Linked DNA regions of Mus musculus: region 2 is linked to region 1. Evidence: chromatin loops called from intact Hi-C (ENCODE). Cell type or tissue: gastrocnemius. All regions are shown on one strand.

What was found. A loop is a pair of places that touch in the nucleus more often than their neighbours do. Peaks named below come from ENCODE experiments on the same cell type or tissue, not always from the same donor. Only the 100,000 strongest peaks of a DNase experiment are listed, where the experiment ranks them.
Region 2: a loop joins it to region 1, with 3 times the contacts of the local background. A loop is called at or near these places in 8 of 42 quality-filtered maps.

Annotation. Positions count from the first base shown.
Region 1 is chr8:45,884,104-45,889,103 of GRCm38, reverse strand. Pdlim3 (PDZ and LIM domain 3) reads right to left here and starts at 3,617. Exons shown (of 8, transcript NM_001374652.2): 1 at 3,432-3,617. The coding sequence starts at 3,524. In gastrocnemius, CTCF peaks have their summits at 3,047 and 4,333; DNase peaks (open chromatin) are centred at 3,252, 3,638 and 4,373; H3K4me3 peaks cover 4,616 bases; H3K27ac peaks cover 4,719 bases.
Region 2 is chr8:45,827,945-45,832,944 of GRCm38, reverse strand. No RefSeq gene overlaps it. Among named protein-coding and RNA genes, the nearest start is that of Sorbs2os, 11 kb to the right of the region's middle. In gastrocnemius, no CTCF peak of the experiment used is centred here; no DNase peak of the experiment used is centred here; H3K27ac peaks cover 3,962 bases.

The DNA.
Region 1 (5,000 bases):
GACAGTGTCTCCCTCTCTGAGCTGTACTCAGAATAAAGCAATCTTGCTACTCTTGCAAGTCTATGGGAGCCGTTATTTTCAATTCTTTGGATTTGAGGCCTAAGCTTCGGCAGCCTTGGCTCAGACCCTACAAGCAGTAGCTCTCCCACAAGCTCTGGCTGCAGCTCCATTGTCTCCTAAGGAGCAGGTGCTTACTATGTGCAAGCTCCTTGACTTAGCATGAGGTTATATCCCAAGCAACTGCAACCTCTTTATGCAGCTGGAGACACCTTAAATCAACCAACACTGAATATACCAAACCTGCAGAACGTCCTGTTGTAGAGCAGTGCAATACACTGTAGAGGCTCACGGTTGCTCTGCCGATTGGTTGGCACTAACCGTGGCCTTTTACCACTGTCCAGCATCAAGACAGAGTCACACACTGTCAGTGGCTAGCACAGGCAGAGACGGAAAACTCTTAAGTATGGTCTGACTTGAAGGTGTCACTTTCAAACCATTATAAAGTGGCAGTGTCATGAACCGAGGGCCCTGCACAGTCTGCATTGATACAGCACCAGACAGGCAGGGGTACATCCAATCTAGCTTGTAGGAGGACCAAAACAAATTTAGATGGCTTGAGAAAATGGATGGAACTTCTTATGACAGAAAGTATGGCATACTTCAGTTCTTTGTGTCCTTAACAAAACAGACAATTACCTTTTTTTGTGGGGTGAGTATTTTGAGAGCACAATCTACTTATTTATGACAATAAAGTTATGTAAAAGGTGAGCAACTTAGTCATTTGTATTATAGCTATATTTATTTTATAACATATGTGATATACCAGGTGCTGCTATGTATTAAACAGTTTCCGACATAAAAGGTTCCTGCCCTTGGGGAGCAAGTGATGGAGTCAGATATGCTTAAGTATCTTGGGTATAGACAAGATAATAAGAGAGGATAGGCAGAAAGCTATGTATGATTATGCAATAGATGAAGTGACCATCATTAGAGGATTAGAGGAGGGCTAGGTTTTCATGGGCAGAGTGGACCACGGGGTAGGGCTGGAGAGAAGAATTCTGGGAGAGAGTGGTGTGTATCAGAAGCACAGCCATGCCAACGAGATCATAAACAGCCCTGAGCTGTGGCATCACTGTCCTTGTATGGAGTGAGAAGAGGAACAGGAGACGCAGGGAAGAAAAGAAGTCAGAACAGAGAGTTAAACAGCCACGCAGAAGAGCCCACCTTCTGTTGTCTAGAAGCTAGTGATGTCACTGAAGGATGCTTAATGGGAAAAATGGACAGCCCACTGCACCTTTCAAAGGCGGATGGTAAGAATATGCAGGGTGACTTGGAGACTATAGGCAGGCTTCTGGGCAGGACGTTATGATATCTTGAATAAAGGCAGCAGCCCGAAGAACAGCGCCACTGACAAATTGCATGTCACTGGGGACAGTGAGGGACATTTTTCTCATGCGTAGACTGAAGTAATAGAATAATATTAAATTTACAAAATGGAATGACTGCCTAGCAGCAGCAGATACTTTTCACTAACACCTCTGAATTTTCACCCAGGTGACTTCTCATGTCTCTGTAATTATTATGAACGTAATATTCTTAATAAGAATCCACAAAGGCATAAAAGCCCAAGTTAAGTGGGCTTGCATTGATTTAACAAGAATCCCTGATATGTATGGCTTTGGGGACAGTCGGGGTGGAACAATTCGGTGGTATCTGTTCCCTAGAAGTTAAAACCATCGGAAAGGTGTATTTTAAATAAATAACATCTGGTTTATTATTGAATCAAGTGCCCACAGTTGTGACACACATTAGCTGAGTTAAAAATCCAAGACAGAATGGCTCTTCAAATAAAAATGTCATGACATCAAATACATGGTCTTTGTAGTCTGAATGCAGATGTAAGATTGCACTAAGATAAATCTTGCTTTAAGTGTCAATGATCCCAAGCTTCAAACATGTGATTCATTAGACAGATATGTTACAGAGTAATAGTAAGATAATTCCTTTATAAATTTTCTCCAAGGGTCTTTATGACATAATCCATTCTTTTGGATTTAATTTAAATATGATGTATTCTTTGTTAGCATTCAAGAGCTTCTGTTACTTAATATGAGCAAGTGGGACCTTATAAACTAGGCATATTTCTTAGAGACAGTGGAAACTGTTTTCTTTGGTAAATCTATAAAAGGAATGGCTTGGCCCACACCATGGAAGCATTTTCTGCTTAATTTACTTAAGAGCATTTCTGGGGGGATGTTTTAATGTCTCATATAAAAACACATGTCAGATGTGTTTACATGTTTTTTTGAAAAATGTAAAACAAAGCTTGAGATGAGCCGTTGTATGCAACCCTATGATACACGCTTTGGGCTTCTTCAAAAGCTTAGGGCGCCACAAATAATATTAATGTGTGTACAGTGCCCTATTCAAAACCTGTGATTGATCAGGTTATAAAGCATGTATTCATAAAATATAGCATGAGCAGAGAAGCATAAAATAAGAAAACCATAACACTTGGAACATAAAATGATAACATTTAAAAGTTTGTGCTTTCACGTTTCGAACGGCTTGCATGAGTAACTGAAAAGATTGCTTTCAAAAGTTGAGGAAGTTATCAACTAGATGCTTAACAATTACTCTAGAAATTTGCTGACAGAAAAGGAACCCTGGGTTTCATTTTTACACCCTCCTTCTTGTTGGGTTCTGCTTAAGATACCCTGGAATAAGGCAGTTTGGTTTTTTGCTACTACAGTCTTCCTTTTTAAAGTTATTAGACTGAGTGGTTGCTCTCTATCAGGTAAACTATAGCCCAGGTTTTCTTTGCAGTTTGAGTTATAGGTAATGCTTCGTCAGCCAAGTTCCAAGCTTTGGAAAAATATTTATCCAAAATGCCTGGAAACGGAGGAATACACATTAGTAATATTTTCCCTGTCTGGCTGATATGAGAGGTTCCGACTTGGCCAGTCCAAGCTGTGCCCTGAGAACAGTACCCTGCTGAAGTTCCCATCCAGGCAAGAAAACTGCTCAGATGCAAGTGTAGAGCCACCAAATAACCACTAGAGTGACACCTCTTTCTTGCTCTCCATATCTGATGTGTGTGTGTGTGTGTGTGTGTGGTGGGGAGCCAAAAGCACCCCTCAGCTATGGAGCCCTCCTCTGAGCCCAGCACTGTCAGTTGACCTTTCTGGCTAATGTGGCTGGGGACCAAGGAAAAGGGATGCAGAGTTTGTGAGCTGCCTTGATTAAATCTCAGAACTGCTTTGCATCCTCCAGCTTGTTGCTGAAGTCTAACTGGGAGCCAGAAGCTCAGGCCCCCGCCAGTGCACCATCCTGCCTCCCTCCCTGGGTCTCTTGGTTTCTCTCTTTAACTCCAGGGCTACTCTCGGATGCCAGGTGACCTGTAGCACAAAATCAGAATGGAAAACACCTACCCTGGTGATGACCAAAGGCTGATTGAAGTCTATGCCCCCAGAGAGTCTGAAGCCCCAGGGCGCAGGACCCGGGAGAACTACGTTCTGGGGCATGGTGCCTTCCCTCGAGTGGGTCCAGCGACGGTGGCTCTGCAAAGCGCTTGTCTCGGAACCGGACAACCTACTTAGCTCCTGGGGCTGCGACCTAACTGGGAATGCTGTCCCGGAGATTTATCCCTGCTGCGAGTGACGTCACTGGCCTCCCCTCTTCCCCGCCCCCTCCCACCAAGGAGAGCTCCAACTTTGGAAGTGAGAGACAGCGCCTGGTCAGAGGCGCTCCCAGCTGGGTGCAGTCGCCCAGACCTCTCCCCGCCCAAGGAGGCTTCGGGTTACAGCTTCCATCATTCCATTAAGTAACACCTGTCCTCCTGTTTATCGTCTACTTGCTCAGCGGTGCACTTTACTGGGAAGTTAAAAGCAATCACACCGCAGCCTCTATGCTTTCAATTAAAATAAAACCCAAGCACAACCAGGCACTTAGGAATTTAGCAGTTTTGTGCACGCGTTGATGTTCTCTCTTAGTATCTAGCTTTGGTCAAGTTAAAGTCTTCATTTCTTTCGGCTGTAAAAACAGGAGTAATTATTGTACTTGTAGGAGTATTGGAAGGATTTGGTGGCAATAAAATGAAATGTTTCTGTGCAGCGCCCCGCACAGCATAAAAAACAAAAAAAGTCGAGTATTTCTATAATTAAAATATATGTTCCCACGCAGATTGTGCTTGTCTTTGTGATACAGAAATGACTTTGTTATCTGTGAAGTTTACGCTCGGAATCACCCCCTCTTTTGCCCTGCTTACCCCTCAATATCTCACCGCGTGCTAAGTACGTTTCGTTTTAAGTTTGGGCTACATTCACAACTATCCCAGCCGCAGGCGGCAGCACACTGCTTAGACTCTGCATGTTGGACACGGCTGTTTAATACATGGAGGCAAGAGTCAGGACGCCTCTCTGGATGCTGCAGCCAAAATGAAGGTGTCTGTGGGAGTGGGAGTAAAGGGGACCCAGAGCAGAGCACTTGCAATAGAGCATTCTGTTCCGATGTACTGGGAGAAAAGAAAAAAGTGATTTAAGAACCCGTAAATGGAAGGAATCCGTCTGGGAAAGTGGAAACGGCAGAAGGTCACCAAGGAGATTTGTTGGTCACCTCTGTGGTCCAGGTGTGGTAATGATTGCTTTACCTGTGTCTTTGTGCCTTTGTTTTGGCTGGTGTCATTTCTCAGGCTGGCGAATAGCTTCTCTGAATTGGAAGAGCTCACATCAAATCCTATAGCTAACAAATGGTAGAAGTAAAATAAACAATCCAGGTTAGCTCAACTCGAGGGTCTGCTTGGACCAGGAGGAGAGGTGTGTGTGTGTGTGTGTGGGGGGGGGGGGTCTGGGTAGCATCCTGGTTTAGATGTAGTGTAGAATCAAGTGTATCTGGTGCTATGGGTTAGGATGCTCTGATTCTTAAGAAGAGAGGCAAGGATGGGGAAAGAGAAGTGTGAATTGCCTAAAACCCGAGAGAAGGGTCTTGGACTTAACGAGCAA
Region 2 (5,000 bases), 56 kb after region 1:
TGGATGAGCTAACTAACTTCTTTATCTATGACCTTGTCTACATTGGTAAAGATGATAGATATTCTATGATATCCAGGGTCATATTTGTATATAATATTTGCAGTAACCTGCGATGTTTTATTTTACTTTATTTTAACGCTTCATATGTAATATGCATAGTATACATGCTCAAAGTCGCACTCATGAGAGGGCTCATTCATAGATGATCCAGTGTTCCAGTGCCGTCCTCTGTCCCTGGCAGAATGGAACTTTGATACTCCCCAGTTTGGGGCCCCTCTGAATGTTCATTTGAGATTGTTTCCATAAGCAAGTGATTCAGAACACAGGATGCAAAAAAGGAGATCAAATAGTCTAGTTTCAGGGGCTAAGGGGCCAGCTAGAGAACTTGAAACAACCTGCAGCATTCTGGGAAGAGCTCAAGGTGCCCGTTTCCTGATGCTTCTTTGTCTCTTTAGCGTACATCTTTTTAATTAATGCACATATATGTGTGTATGCATGTGCCTGTTTGTGCACTTGGTATGGAAGCTCAGGTGTCTTCCTCGGTCATTGTTTGCTTTGCTTCATCCATTTATTTACTCGTTTACTTATTTTTATTTATTTAGAGAATCTCTCACTGAACCTGGATCTCAGCGCTCACCACTTGGCTAAGCTGCATGAGTTCCAGGGGACCTGCCTCCCTAACTTGTAGCACAAAGCCATGCTGCCTCGTGGATGCTAGAGATCTGAATTCAGGTCCTTCTCCTTGGGCCTACAAGTGATTTTTACCCATCGAGTCATCTCCCTAGCCCTTGGCATGCTCAGTGTGCCTTTTCTCAGCGATGCAATGACAACTTGGGAATAGGCTGTGGTTCTCCCCGAGGGCATTGTCATCAAGGAAGAAGCACTGGCTAAGTAAACCTTGGTGTGGTATGAATGCCCCTGCACCCAGTCAGATTCATGTTAATCCCCTCCCCCACTATGATGTTATATGGAAATAGGACTTTTGGATTTGAGTGGGTAATGGGAGTAGAGATATTAGGAATGGGATTGGTAGCAAGGGTTCCCTTTTTCCTCCAAGGGAGGACACAGGAAGGAGACGGCCATCCTTGAGAAAGGGTGCCCACCCAGACGTCAAATCTGCTGGCACTTTGATTCTTGGACTTGGCCCTCCTCTAAGACATTCTGAAGAGATGGATGTTTACCTCGAGGCATCCTTTAGCTCCCATTTTGTCAAGCCTCCTCACCTTCTCTTTCCTCAGTATATTCCAGCCTCACTTCTAGAACATGGGAAGATGGCTGCTTTCTGCCAGAGGATCTGGGTCTGCCAGTCATTGGTTGGAAGGTAGTAACCATGGTGATTACAGTTATCTACTCATTAGTTCAGGGTTAGAATAACCTTGCCTAATAGGATTTATAATACAAATCTCCCTTAAGCATCTGAGCTACTCTAGGGCAGAACTCCCGACTCTCAACAGTAGAGAGTTGGCTAGATGACTCTTAGTTGTGGATGCCTGTCTGTGCATTGTTGGACATCGAAAGCATCCTTGGCCTTGGGGGAAGTTATCAGCATCCTGAGTCTCTATACACACGAGATGGCAAGAACACTCCCATTTCTGACCATCACCAATGTCTCCCTACCTTGCCAAATGTCCCAATGGAGGAACAAAGTCTTCCAAAGTGAGACAAACCCCGGGAACACATAGAGATGTGAAAATGTTTTATTTTTAACTTTTCTATGACATGCTTACTTTCAAGACAAGTTGTCATCTGCTTCGGCACTATTGGTTCAGAACTTGCACCCTTTGCTTCCTGCCAGAACTGCTTGGCTCCTACACCCAACTGCTCTGTAGTTTCTACTCCTCTCAACTTAAGATCTTCCATACAGCACTCAGTTGGAAAGACACCTAACCCATGTAAAGGGATGCTAAATAGTATTTTCTTCTTCCTCTTCATCTTTTCTTCTCTTCCTTGACCAAGTCTTCAGATTATATTGTATTGTTTTTTTTTTTTTTTCATTTCATTATACCTGAGCAGTCCTTGGCCTTGGGTATGTATTTGAGTTGATTGTAGCTTCATGAATCTCAGATCAAAGTTGCCTTGACCTTCTTTCCTTTATAGGTGTTGTAAATGTCAAGTTCTTTTATCACGTGACTCTAGTGCCTCACTCAAGGACAGTTGTAGAATATAAGAGTATGTTCAGTATTACCCCAGTTTATCTGTACACACACACACACACACACACACACACACACACACACACACACACACACACACACATTCTCTCTCTCTCTCTCTCTCTCTCTCTCTCTCTCTCTCTCTCTCTCTGGAGGGATATGTTTCAAAGCATAATGCTCAAATGGGATTTGACCATTTCTATTTTCTATTTTTGGTATGATAAATACATAATGAGTGTTAAATTTAAGAAATAAAAAAAATGCTTTAAGGACTTATTCTTGAGCTCTCTGCAATAGAATGCAAAACTTGGCACCTGTCTAAGGGTGTTAATAGTAATGAGAGTTGATTAAAATGGCATTTATTTTTAGAAGACACAGGGATGCCTGAGTCACCCATCATATTTTAGGGGGAAGGATGAAACAAGAAACCCCAAAGGAACAGGTGAAGATTTGTGAGGCTGAGTTCTGTCTTGTGCTCCAAGTTTTATGGGTCAAGATATATGAATGTGTGTGAGCTCAGACAGAACTTTTCTGAGCCTCCCAGAGGCTGAATTTAGCAGTGAGCTAAGGCTCTGAGCCACACAGAGAGTCACCCAGTGGAGAATGGCTAGCTCATCCTGGGACTGTGTATATTTAAAAGCTTCCCACTGAGTACACGGTGTTCCTACAAGCATGTTGGGCTTGCCTGTCTCCAAGTGGCTTGAATAGCAAACACTTTCCTGAAACTCCACTGGCTGCTGAGCTGGCTCACCAGCCATGGCCTTCAGAGCCTCAGTGAACCAGAACTCACAGACAGTTACTGCGTACTTCTAGAAACCCAATTGAGTTTTCGTCAGGGAGATATATAGTGCTGTATTGGGTGCATACTCTTTCTCATCATGTGTGTGGTGATACAGCAGATAGCATGCAGCTTTGGGCGATACATTGGACCCTAAATCCAACTTCTACAACATGCTACACTTCACACACCACAAAGAAGCTACTCAGCCTCTCACAGCTCTATTTTCCTCATCTATAGAATGGGTTTTCTCTTAGATTTACTGCGAGGATAAAGACATGGAACATGGGTAGCAAGAGCAGTCTGGTGTGTAGCAACAGCTGCTCAACTTCCCTTTCCCTCTGGTCACCTTCCAGGTCTGACCGACAGGTAGTGTCAGGGACAAATTCACAAGTTATTTGCTATAAAGGGACAGAATAAACACTTCAGGTTTAGTTCGTCAAGATAGCAAAATGGGGAAGCACATAGACACTTATATTACAAAGAGAAAACACATTTCTCCCAGTTTTCATCGATAAAAGTTAAGGATAGGAGCCTAAAGTGCTTCGTAAATTTCTTCTAACATAATCCCTTCTATTATACCATAAAATGAAAATAAAGGAATTGTTTTTGAGGGAATAACATTTCACTGAACTAAGGTTCAGAGTCAGAGCTTCCTATCATCAAATTAATCATTGCCGTTCTCTGAATAAACCATTCTTAACTTGTAGGATATCCAATACCCAATAGAAGACTGGATCTCCATAGCCACATCCCCACGGCAGGACATTTTATTTCTAAGGCCCACCTCGTCCTGTGCTCTGACCTCCTTCTGAGGGAGGAGTAAATGACTGAAACATAATTGATATGGAAACAGTTTTTGAAAAGAGGGACCTGATGATTTATTGAAGGTGCAAGGACGGAAGATAGACTATTGGCTGGGTTTGTCTGTATAAAACTTCAATGCTAACTTTGTCGCAAAAATTATCGTTTTAGACTCCCCATGAACCTGTAGGGCTAGTGCTGATAATGAATGTCTCATTACATAATTTTTCTCCTTTTTTAATGTAAACAGTTTTTAAAGAGTAACCATCTGGAGAGAAGGCTGAAGTAATTAATTCTTTAAATAAATGCACTGTGAGAAACTGTCAGCATATATACTCATCTTTAATAAAATGATTCTTTAACTCATATCCTCCTTTGAGGCCAAAATCTGGAAAAGAGTGGGAAGGAAGAGAAATCAGGCCACACAAACTGGCCACCTACAAAGAGAGAGTCAGCAGTAAATAGTTATGGAAGCAGACAGTCAGTTAAACAGCTTCTCCCTGCTTTTGATCAAGTACGAAGAGGATAGGCCTGTTTGTAGTGCTGATGCAGCTAAAGCAGGACTTAGCATGTGGTGCATAAATATCAGAGATCTTTCCTCTTAGCCTTCCAGTGACCTGGGTGGACAGATTCAGGTTTATAGAGTAAGGGACTGTCCAGTGCTCAGGTGAAAACAGGACCACCAAACAGTCTGTGAGGTGTAGTCTTCCCACAGGGGACCACATCTCAGCACTGAGCTTGCAACAGTGGAAAGCATCCAGTGGAATACAGGAGTCCTGTGTGGCTGCAGAAGCCACGGGACATGTCGACAAACTGGTAGGCAAGGGCAGAACCATGTTTCTGAATATTTGACAGATGTGGATCTGGGCTGAAACAGAGGGATCAGGAATGAACTGAGCTATTCAGAAGGACACAAGTTCAAGTGGTAGCTCTTTGTTATTTGTGTGGCAACAAAGCATGAACCTTCCATGGTAGGGGTTTTGAAATTCAACAAGAGACCAATGATGGGAAAGTTCTTTCAGATAAGTTTTTAAAAGTTACAAGATAGGTGATCACTAATTACTTCTTGGAAAATAGCCAGTTTTGAGGCAGCACTATATGGAGATGTGGTGCTTTGCCTGATGGGTAATATTTAAGTAGAGGATTTAGCAAGTAGGCTTTGGTAGTGATAGACTTTAAAATACTCCTCTGAGTATTTCTCCATCTGTGTGTCAAGATAACAGAGACAAAAATGCTTCAAACTATTTTTAACTAATTCCTTGGAA